2 separate regions of the Homo sapiens genome follow, and region 1 is linked to region 2. A link is an interaction called in ENCODE POLR2A ChIA-PET data of the cell type or tissue named here. Cell type or tissue: CD4-positive, alpha-beta T cell. All regions are shown on one strand. Links, peaks and the distances in the headings refer to the core of each region. The heading gives the core; the rest is flanking DNA.

Region 1 (6,715 bases), core at 1,716-6,715, 370 kb after region 2:
GAAACTCCATCTCTACTAAAAAATACAAAACTAGCAGGGCGTAGTGGTGTGTGCCTATAGTCCCAGCTACTCAGGAGGCTGAGGCAGGAGAATCGCCTGCACCCAGAAGGCAGAGGTTGCAGTGAGCCGAGATCGCGCCACGGCACTCCACCTTGGGAAACAGAGTGAAACTCCGTCTCAAAAAGAAGCCAGTCACAAAGGACCACATATTATATGATTCCATTTATACGCTATGTCTAGAATAGGTAAATGCATAGACAGAAAGTGGTTGCTACGGACTGGGGAAGGTGGAAATGGAGACTAACTGCTAATTGACACAGGGCTTGTGTTTGGGATGATGAAAATGTTCTAAAACTACTGACAATTATTGCTGTACAACTCTATGAATATATTAAAAAACACTGAATTATACATTCTAAATGGGTATATAGTATAGTGTGTGAATTACATCTCAATAAAACTATTATTGAGACTGGGCATGGTGGCTCATGCCTGTAATGCCAGCACTTTGGGAGGCTGAAGGAGGAGAATCACTTGAAGCCAGGAGTTCGAGGCCAGCCTAGCCAACACAGCAAGACTCCATCTCCACAAAAATTAAAATAAAAAAATTAGTCAGGGCCAGGTATGGTGGCTCATGCCTGTAATCCCAACACTTTGGCAGGCCAAGGTGGGTGGATCAACCTGAGGTCAGGAGTTCAAGACCAGCCTGGACAACATGATAAAACCTGTCTCTACTAAAAATATAAAAATAAGCTGGGTGTGGTGGTGCACACCTATAATCCCAGCTACTTGGATGGCTGAGGCATGAGAATCGCTTGAACCCAGGAGGCAGAGGTTGCAGTGAACCAAGATAGTGTCACTGCACTCCAGCCTAGGCAACAGAGCAAGATTCTTTCTCAAAAATAAATAAATAAATAAAAATAAAATTATCTCAATATAAAATATAGATACAAAAAAGAAAGCAGATTAGAAAAAATTAATAAATGGGGGATTGTTACTGATAATTTAACACAGCCTCATTTAACATACCATTCTAAATTATCAAAATATTTAACACTAAATACACAAATTTTCCATGATTTATTATTTGTCTATCCTAAGAGACAAATCACCTTTTATTTTATTTTATTTTATTTTTATTTTGAGACAGGGTCTCTTCTGTCGCCCAGGGTGAGTGCAGTGGCATGATCATGGCTCACTGTAGCTTCAACCTTCCAGGCTCAAGCAATCCTCCTACCTCAGCCTCCCGAACAGCTGGGACTACAGGCACACACCACACACCTAGCTAATATTTGTATTTTTTTGTAGAGATAGGGTTGTGCTATGCTGCCCATGCTGGTCTCGAACTCCTAGACTCAAGCAATCCTCCCATGTCAACCTCCCAAAGTTCTGGGATTACAAGAGTGAGCCACCGCACCCAGCAGATAAACCATCTTTTAAAAGGCATCAATTCAACACTTTTAAACTAAGTTAAATTTGATTATTTAGACCCTCTCCATGGTACAAGGCTGCATAATTATTCCATTCTTTTCCTTACTGATTGAATGGTAGATCTCCAGGTAATTTCCAAAATTAGAAATTAGTCAGAATTGAGTTCCTTGAAATTGATTTCCCTAATGAGTGCTAAATCTGTAGCTTAGTTTAATCTCACTGCCAAGTTCTTTCTCCCACACTTAAAGCTAATCCACTCAAAGAATACTTAGCTGTAGTGCAGTCAGCCAACAAATGGCACTATATGAAAAGGTCACACAAGAACTCACTCATAAGCCATGAAGCAAAATATCCTCAAGTCAAAAACCAAGATATACTTTCTTTAAACAAGGAATTATTTCCTTTGGCAACACTGCAGTATTGCTTATCATTTTCAGATGACAGATTTTCCAAAGCTTTATCTAAGTACTTTATAAAATATTTTATGTGTGTGTATCTTTTAGACAAGCTTTGTTTCCAAACTCCCAGAGAACTATTTCTTTTTATAAAATAGTCACTCTCTACCAACTGTATTTTCCCTTAAAACAGACACTTTAAAATATATGCAGTGTAACTTTTGTTGATTTTTCCCTACATATATAATTAATATTTTGATAGCTCCATATGGACTGCTAATTTTAAAATATGTCTCAAGGTTTTTCAATATCTTTTCTTTCCCCACTGAAAACACTGGAGCAAGAAGCTGAATCCAATCTCTCTCCCCAACTGCAAGATCCTGTTGTGGTGGTCCCCACATCTATCACCATTGGCTCCCCTGAATAAAGCCTGCCTTACCAACTTTATTTAAAAAAACAAACAAACAAAAAACCTAGAACAAAAATATTGAAACACTGAAAGGGGAAATTTTTTAAAAAGCAAACCTAAGCAAGTAGCCACCTCTTGACAACCAAAAAGAATTAAGTTAATATATTAAAGATAAAAAGTTGGTTATTGGGAGAAAGATGATTACAGAATAAGAATAAAAGGAAACAGTGACTGACCTTACTGTAAGCTTTGCCCCATAATGCAGCAGCTCAGTGACTGCTTTTGGGAAAGAAACCTGGAGAGCTCACGAGTCAGACTCACTTTACCTGACAGAGCCCTTCACAGTTAATATTCTACTACGTGAATAGACTAAGTTTAAATGGAAGAAGGAGTTATACCCCACCACACTCCTTTAAATGTCATAATTTTACCAGCCACAAATAATTAGCGAGTTTCTGTATATGTAAATGTAGCTCCTCTTGGCTCTTGTTACAATAAAAATGAGTCCCATACTAGATCTCTGATCTGATTTCACATCTATTTCCTGTCTGCTTATCATCAGTCTTTTTCTCCTGAACAGACTCTCAGATTAAAAACATCTAGAACAGGTCGCATTAAATTTCCTATACCACACAGAGGCGTATTAGTTCAACAAAGAAGAGTATAAAAGACAGTTAGTTATATAATGAACTATTTAATTCACGGAGGCTATTAAGAGCTCAATAAATAGTAACTAACTCCTGAGTGTTTTAAATGTATTGTTTCATTTAATTCACACAACAATCCATACCCCCATTTTACATTTGGAAAAGCTGAGACTCAGAGAGGTTCAGGTGATTTGCCTAAGATGAGCAGAGCCTTGAATCCAGATCTATTGGACTTTACACAACAAATGGGTAGTCACTGTATATTACTATCAACGGGCAGCAGATGTCCCAGCATAGTAAATGAGACAGCAGTTCCTTAAAGTTTATGAAATACAAATTTCTCTACTTTAAGTAACTAATTTAAAAAGCAGATATATGCATTGATAATACAACCCACTTAAACTTTTGAATAATTTCCTAAAAACAAAATTCTCATTTTTTTATACTGGTAAAGGCCCTTGAAGAGTAAACATATTACTAACTTATTACCTATACTTGAACAACATCACCATCCATAAAGATTAAATTAGAGCACTCCAAACTAGCTTTAAGTCAGTCAAAAAAATCAAACATAATTACTTGTCCAAGGAAAAAATGATTCGGTTTCTTAAAAGGTAATTTCTACCTGTTTCCTTTTCCTTCCCAAAGAATAATGCTAATCCTGAATTAGCAACAGCTCCGTCATCCACCACGTTTCTATGTATTCAAACTTCTTCTACAAAGGAGTAAATACTTTTAAATCTTCTAGTATTATCCTAGTATCCACTGTCTTTTGGCATTATAAAGAAATTAAATTCTATTTCTTAAAAAAAATCTTATTTTCTTTCAATATGTTTTATGAAAGCTGCAGAGGTGAAAGACTCCGAGCTGTAATTAAGTCACCTATGAAAATTACCACAGATAAACTATTCATTTGTTAAAAGGATATAATTTGGAGGAAGAAAGTTCCAGCTCAAGACTTGATTGGCGAGTGCAAGGTAACGCTGAAATACTGAAGACATCTGAGCATTGAGGTTTTCCCGCCTGCTGAACTCCTGCAGAACTTCAACAGTTAACATGAAGATCTGACGAAGGTCTTCTTCCTATAGTCAATAAATCACAAATATTTTATATGAAAAATTTATTCAAAATGTATCCCCTTTTAGAATCATGAAACAAAACAAACACCTTAAAATTTCCAATGGAAAACACCATTTCCTTAAGAACGTGTTCCATTTTTAGGCCTCTACTTGTAATTTACATCGCAGTATGCTTTCAAGTGACGCCAGATGGAATACTTTTACTTGAATATAAATGCTACTTCCATAGAGAAGAGAGTCTTTGACAACTACTGCGGAGCCAGAGGAGTCAGTTGCTATAGTGCAGAGCCCTAGGATTTAAGCCAATGCCTTCACATAACTTTACTCCAGAGCCAAACAATACATACAAGACAAAGAGCCCGCACCATCTGCAATAACATTTGAAATACACGGCCTTCTGGCATTCTTCCAGACCTATTTTTAAGGCCAGCAGAGTCCCTTCAATTGAATTAGTTATATCTAAACACAATAAGAAATAAATAATAAACTAAAGATCTTTATAGAAGTATTGTTTTTAAGACTAGAATTAAACAAGTAATTTTAAACCATCAACTACATTCACCAAACCTATCATTTTACTATATCCTTTGAAATCACAAAACAAATCCTGAAGTACAGGCTACCATTCAACTACATAAAATAAATATTCTCATGTCATTAGGAATAGATTGAGTAAAAAGTGAATGATCCAATAATTAAAACTCAAGAACAAAACTACCAATACCTGAAAAACTCTTTTGCAGTTACCATGGAATTCCATGCTCAATCCAATGTTGCTAGTTTTACTTGAACTTGAAAATTCACTCAATAGCGCAGTCAGAATAGAACAGGCCAGAGTTTGCTGTAATTATTTGATAAGAAATAATTGTGAGGCATTACTGTTTCAACGCTTTGTTTCAATGCATTTGTTCAAACATAATAGAACATTTTCTCCCTAACTTTAGATCTTCCACTGTATCTTTAGATCTTATAACAACTAGTCAGAAAATCAGATATGACAAAATAAATATTAGCTCTCCTTTCTAAGTGGTCTGGTCAGTGTTAATAGTACTTCCTCAAATGCAGTTATACAAATCCATCTAAGACTTGAACTCAGGACACACTGTTCCTACTCAATAGTGGAATTCAAATGATATTTAAAAATAATAAATGTTGAAGGTATTATTTTGTTTAATTCGCAGAACAACCTATATCCTCATTTTACATTTGAGAGAAGTGACCTGGAGTACTTATCTAAGGCCAGCTGAGATTTCAACCCATGTTTGACCCCGTTCTGTTTGTAAAATGCATTCCCAAATAGATGAAAAGTGAAACAGATTTTATAGTGTCCAAAATATTATAGCCAGGTAATACCCAAAAGTTTTTTAAATAGAAAAATGAAGATTTTTCTTCTCATTGGTTCTATCCAACAGGCTCCTAATATCAACTCATTGATTTTATTCCCAGACTAAAACAGTCAAGGTACAAAGGATGGAAAGAGGATACAAATTATTTTGGCAACTTTCCAGGAGTTAAACAGAAATATGCACACTACCTCTGAACAACCGAAAGATTAAAGTCAAGATGATACTATTTATGCAAGCTTATCCAACAGCTGAACACTGTCATACCCACCCACCAACTGCAACATCTCTGTTCAGAAATGCTTCTGATGTCAGTACCTTGACCTTACAGATACTTATCTTGGCAAATCTTAGCAAATAACTTAATGATATTAAATTCCTAAAAACTGGCAGGAAATATCTGTTGAAGGTGAGAGGTGACTGATGGTTCCATGAGTGACTAATAGACTATCTGTCCATTTTGTATATGTCTGAAATTTTTCTTTAAAAAATGTAAACATAGGCCGGACACAGTGGCTCATGCCTGTAATCCCAACACTTTGGGAGGCCGAGGCAGGCAATCACCTGAGGTCAGGAGTTCGAGACCAGCCTGGCCAACATGGTGAAACCCTGTCTCTACTAAAAATACAAAAAAATCAGCTAGGCATGATGGCAGGCACCTGTAGTCTCAGCTACTTGGGACACCAAGGCAGGAGAACGCTTGAACCTGGGAGCCGAAGGCTGCAATGAGCCGAGATCGCGCCACTACACTCCAGCCTGGGCAACAGAGTAAGACTAAGTCTCAAAGAAAAAAGAGTAAACATAAAGTTAAATTCCTATTTGCCTCTTAATCTCAACTAAAACAAGCGTGACTATATAGCTAATATTTATGAAAGGCACAAAACCCCATATGTTAAAGAAGTTTCTCAGACTTTTCCACACCTGGAAGTAAATGCAAATTCTCTAGCGAATCTAGGGGTATGATCAAAGATGCCTTCTGCAACAATAAAAGTTCTCTGAATGTTACTGGTTTGGCATAAACACACACATTTTGTAATTTTACTTCAAAATATACATGACTTAATATAAAAATGTCCCTTCCTCCCAAAATCTTCAAGAAACCCATTTAACTGCCTTTGTATGGCCCCAGGCACTTGGAGACAAAGAAGCCAGGCACTAAGGCCTCTCACAGAAAAAAACAGTTGATCACATATTTCTGTCATTTTACTGTTTAAAGCGATCTCAAAATTCAGGAAGTACAATCCCTTCATTTTTTTAGTTAACAAAATTGTTAATTTTCAAAAATTTTCTTTTAAAATGATTAATGATTATAGTGCCAGCAATTAACATTAGACAGATACATTTAAATAACATGAGGATCAACTATAAACATGATTTTTAAACACAGCTAGGCTTTGGTGGGGAAAGTAGA
Region 2 (5,000 bases), core at 1-5,000:
CGTTACATCCCACCCAGAGCAAAACAAAACAGGAAAAGCAAAAACAGTTCACTTAAGACTCAAGATAACTCATTTTCCATTTCTCTTTTCATCATGATTTATACAATAAAACAATGGCTCTCACGGATTCTAACGTCTCAGGAAAGTACCAAAAACACAGCAAGTGAATCGGGTATAAGTAACAGGGTAATTTAGTTAACATAGCAAGTGAATCGGGTATAAGTAACAGGGTAATTTCATTGAGGGTCACCCACATGGCTATTAATGACAGGCATCGGCTTCCATTTCTTCTTCTCTGAAGAAGGGGATTCCCTACCTCTGGGCTGGGAAGGGGACAGACACTGAATAAAAACATCTGGGCACAATGAGAAAGGCATGGGCACGTCCTGAATTCCACAGAGAGCAGCAGCTAGAGCTCAACTATGGCTCCTGGAAACTGTTCCACTTAAAAGCATACAAGAGTCAGAATCTTAAGATGCTGACAATATATTTTTCATAATTTCCTCCACTTTCAGCCATCATAGTGGCCTTTAAAGGGCTCACTAGGTATCTCGGAGGAAACCTCCGGTCCGGGACCAGCGCCGGCAGCAGGCAGCTCTCACGCCCACCTGCCCTGTCCCGTCCCCAGCCGTTGCTGCATAGGGATGGGATGTAGGCTTCCTCTAATATCTGAGCTGGGAGGAGAGAGCCATATTCCACAAGCAACAAACCGGTAAAGCAACACACACTTGAAAAATTTTGTGTCGCCCTCAGAAGGCTTACCAAGAGCCAGTCAGCCCCTATTTGACAAGATGCATAATTACTGCATGGAGTTCCTGTTCATGTAAGTGATTGTAATTAGTAATATTTTTCCACAGCCAAACCAAGTATTTCAAGGGACAGCTTGAGGAAAAGATGAGAGGATACCTTGGGAAGAAATAAAATGCTCCTGGCCCCTCAGAGGCAGCGGCGACTCCCAAGCTGCTCACACTCAGAGTGCTCCTGGCTCAGCTGTGTCCAGGGGGACACACACAACCTTCCTCTCCCCTCCCAGGGCCCTCAGCCAATGACCAGCCCAGAAAGGTTTGCTGGAGAAACCGTCACCTGCCTGGACTTGCCCCAGCCTCCTTTACTTTCAGTAAAGGGAAGGAGACCATTTGGCCTTAACAATCTTGACCTCCTCAACTCTGGATCTTGTGATTCAGCTCCCAAAGTCTCAGGGACAAGGCTCCCCTGCCTCAGGGTCAAGCAAGCTCCGAACTCTTGGTCCATCCACTCTAGCTTCTAACAGCCCAGCATCTGGACCCGTGCGCAGCCTCCTTCACCCTCCAACACCCGGAACACAGGGCAGCAAAGTCCTCTCGCGATGTCCATTGCCCAGAGTGGCGAGTCAGAAGTCAGCCTCACAGACAGGATGGCCATCACCAGGCTACAGGGACAGGGAAGGAGCAGACAACTGGACAGGGAGGAGGGAGCCATCCGCCACCTCAGGAGCACCGGGAAGAGGGCCTCCCCGCATTCCCAGACCCCATCACACCCCGTGTCTCTCCCTCCCTGGCAGGGGTGGCAGGCATGCAGGTTCCAGCTGGAGTCCAAGCGACCTGGCCCAAAGGCTGATTCCACCTTTGGGCTCTGGGGTGAGATCTTTATCCTGTCATTTCTAAACAGATAATCCATTCAGTCATCAACAAATGTTTATTAAGTTCCTGCCTCATGCCAGGCACTGTTTTAGGTACTGGAAAAACAGCAGTAGATAAAGCAATCAAAAATATTCCTGAGGTGTGCAGGCAAAAATGATTGGGGGTGGAGAGTGGGTATGGCATGGAATAAATACTAGCACCCACTTTACGGGGGTGTCGTGAGGACTGAAGTGGGTCATTTTGTGTTAAGAGTGTGGCACAGGACCTGGTCCATGGTAAGGGATGGATGCACAGTAGTTCCCATTAGCTGCGGGTCATAGGCCAAGACTAAAGAAGAGCCATATCAGCCTCAGGAGGCCTTGGGAACAGAGGGGAATCACCTGATGCTGTGCAACTGGCTCTGGCCAGGCTCAGAGAAACCAGGGACCCTTTCAGCGGAAGATTCCCACCCACCACCTACCAACTAGGATGGCAAGATAGCAAGTGCCTTCAAACGCGAGCAAAGCAAGAAGCAAAAGGCCGCAGGACGAGTCCCGGTGACATATCCACAAATCACAGGCAGAGAGCCTGTTAAAGGAAGGCTGTGTAAGTGTACTCAGTCAGTGGAAAGTGGACTTGCTCCAGGAAGGCCACAGCCTCATCCTGGCCTGTGTCACCTGCCCCACGCACACGGCAGTTCCGGGGCAGGTCCTGCGCACGCGGCAGGAAGGAAGGAAACCACAGTAGGTCTCTCAGAGGAAACCACAGTAGCAGCCTCCTCTGCCAAAACAACAGAAATAGCTACTCCAGTGTCCCAGGTGTCTTCCCACACACAAATGTGCAATGCGATACTTGCTGAACGCCAGGGCCTCTGAAAGGCAGGAAGGTAATTAGCTGGGAGTGGTGGCATGTGCCTATAATCCCAGCTACCAGGAGGCTGAGGCAAGAGAATCACTGGAACCCGGGAGGCAGAGGCTGCAGTGAGCCAAGATCGCGCCACTGCACTACAGCCTGGGTGACAGAGCAAAACTCCATCTCAAAAAAAAAAAAAAAAAGGAAAAACGAAAGGCAGGAAGGTCTCTGCTGGGCAGCAGGGACTGATACAGGTCAACCAGACCCATAAGAGGTGAAAGGCCGCCCCTTGAAAGAAACCTTTTGATTTCCCCCAGTGGTTCAAACAGACTTACTGGGCAACAAGTCTTTGAATATTGACTTTCAAATGAAAATAAACACAGCAAGGCAGCTCTGCGTCAGCAGATATGCTCCCAGCGTGCTGATACCGCTAGGTGAGCAGCAGGGAGCCCAAGCCGGAAGAAAAACATGCAGCAGGGCCAGCACCGAGTTCTGCAGGTGTCCCTTACTTTTCATTAACATGAAGCTCCCAGATTCCCGCTTATGCCTCATACCTCTTAAAAACGCAGGCTCAGCAGGGCGAGGTAGCTTATGCCTGCAATTCCAGCACTTTGGGAGGCCAAGCTGGAGGATTGTTTAGGCCCAGGAGTTCAAGACCAGCTTGGACAACACAGTGAGACCTCGACTCTACTAAAAAATTACCTGGGTGTAGGCCGGGTGCGGTGGCTCACGCCTGTAATCCCAGCACTTTGGGAGGCCGAGGCGAGTGGATCACGAGGTCAGGAGATCGAGACCATCCTGGCTAACATGGTGAAAGCCCGTCTCTACGAAAAATACAAAAAATTAGCCGGGCGTGGTGGCGGGCGCCTGTAGTCCCAGCTACTCGGGAGGCTGAGGCAGGAGAATGGCATGAACCCGGGAGGCAGAGCTTGCAGTGAGCCAAGATCGTGCCACCGCGCTCCAGCCTGGGCGACAGAGCGGGACTCCGTCTCAAAAACAGCAACAAATAATTACCTGGGTGTGGTGACACATGCCTGTAGTCCTAGCTACTCGGGAGACTGAGGTGGGAGGATCGCTTGAGCCCAGGAGTTCAAGACGTCAGTGAGCTATGATCACACAGCTACATTCCAACCTGGGCAGCAGAGCAAGACCTTGACTCTAAAAATCTTAAGTAATTAATTTATATATATATATAATATTTGTATAAACTAGGCACTGTTTTAGGTGTTGGAGAAATAGCAGTAGGTAAAACAATCAAAAATATTCCTGAGGTGTGCAGGCAACAATGATTGGGGTTGGAGAGCGGGCATGGCATGGAATAAATACTAGCACCCACTTTACATGGGCGTCCTGAGGACTGAAGTGGGTCATTTTGCATAAAATGGGCGGCACAGGACCTGGCCCATAGTAAGAGATTGACACACAGTAGGTATATATACAGGCAGGCTCCATGGTGTATTTAATATTACATATTATCATTTAATAATGTTTAAAATTAAATATATAAAAATATTTTTAAAAATATATTAAAAATATATATAATAAATTTTAAAAAATTATTTTTATATTATATATTATTTTGTATACTAGATAATATATAATTGTATAATAGATAATATATAATATTCCATTATGTATTCTATTATATATTATACTAAAATATAATATACTATAGTATATAGATAGTATAATATATATTATATGATAATATATAATACTATACTATAAATACTACCATATGTATTATAGTATATATTACAGTATATTATATATTATCATTTTATAATATATATATTACGTAGTTATATATATATATATGTATATAAAAATATATATGGGCAGGCTCCATGGTGTATTCTGTGTAGCACACAGTATCCAACAGTCTTCATAAATAACCATCTCCCATTGCTAACAGCAGAAAGTAAAATACTCTAGAAAAAATGACTAGAAGCAAATATTATAGTTGCTAAAGTGTTTACTAGTTTCCAAGCATTAAATATGTATGCCATGACCACTTTTGAATGGGCTTATCATGTTTTTAACCTAGTGATAAGATCAAAAAGTATTTTCTTAGCTTATATTTATATTTTCTACTTAACAGACTTTATAAAATTGTTTCTATTAGATATGTGCTTATTTTGACTTTGGGCATTAATTTAACAACCTACAACTTTTAAAGCAGAAGGGACAATTTGGTTTCCATCTAGACTGACTATATCATCAACATGAAGTCAACTTTCTCACTTGCACTATAATATACCACATCATCCTTCCAAAAGAGCTCTGTACAGTCTTTCTTTTATTTGGGTTTGTTTGTTTGTTTTTGAAACAGGGTCTTACTCTATCACCCAGGCTGGAGTACAGTGGCAGAATCTCAGCTTACTGCAACCTCCACCTCCTGGGCTCAAGTGATCCTCCCACCTCAGCCTCCCAAGCAGCTGGGATCACAGGCATGCACCACCATGCCATACTAATTTTTTGTATTTTTGGTAGAGACGGTGTTTCACCATGTTGCTCAGGCTGGTCTCGAACTCCTGAGCTCAAGCAATC

Evidence for each region. ChIA-PET counts read pairs that join two places held together with the same protein. Peaks named below come from ENCODE experiments on the same cell type or tissue, not always from the same donor. Only the 100,000 strongest peaks of a DNase experiment are listed, where the experiment ranks them.
Region 1: POLR2A ChIA-PET joins it to region 2 with 13 read pairs; 2 of 35 experiments call an interaction of 5 or more read pairs at or near these places.

Annotation. Positions count from the first base shown.
Region 1 is chr13:20,839,085-20,845,799 of GRCh38, forward strand. XPO4 (exportin 4) reads right to left here. Exons shown (of 23, transcript NM_022459.5): 5 at 4,686-4,802; 6 at 3,811-3,964. Among named protein-coding and RNA genes, the nearest start is that of XPO4, 60 kb to the right of the region's middle. In CD4-positive, alpha-beta T cell, for the core only: no CTCF peak of the experiment used is centred there; no DNase peak of the experiment used is centred there.
Region 2 is chr13:20,473,719-20,478,718 of GRCh38, forward strand. All of the region lies in intron 3 of CRYL1 (crystallin lambda 1), which reads right to left. Among named protein-coding and RNA genes, the nearest start is that of MIR4499, 42 kb to the left of the region's middle. RefSeq lists enhancers at 2,388-2,587, 2,658-2,707. In CD4-positive, alpha-beta T cell, for the core only: no CTCF peak of the experiment used is centred there; DNase peaks (open chromatin) are centred at 2,313 and 2,873; H3K4me3 peaks cover 1,235 bases; H3K27ac peaks cover 1,523 bases.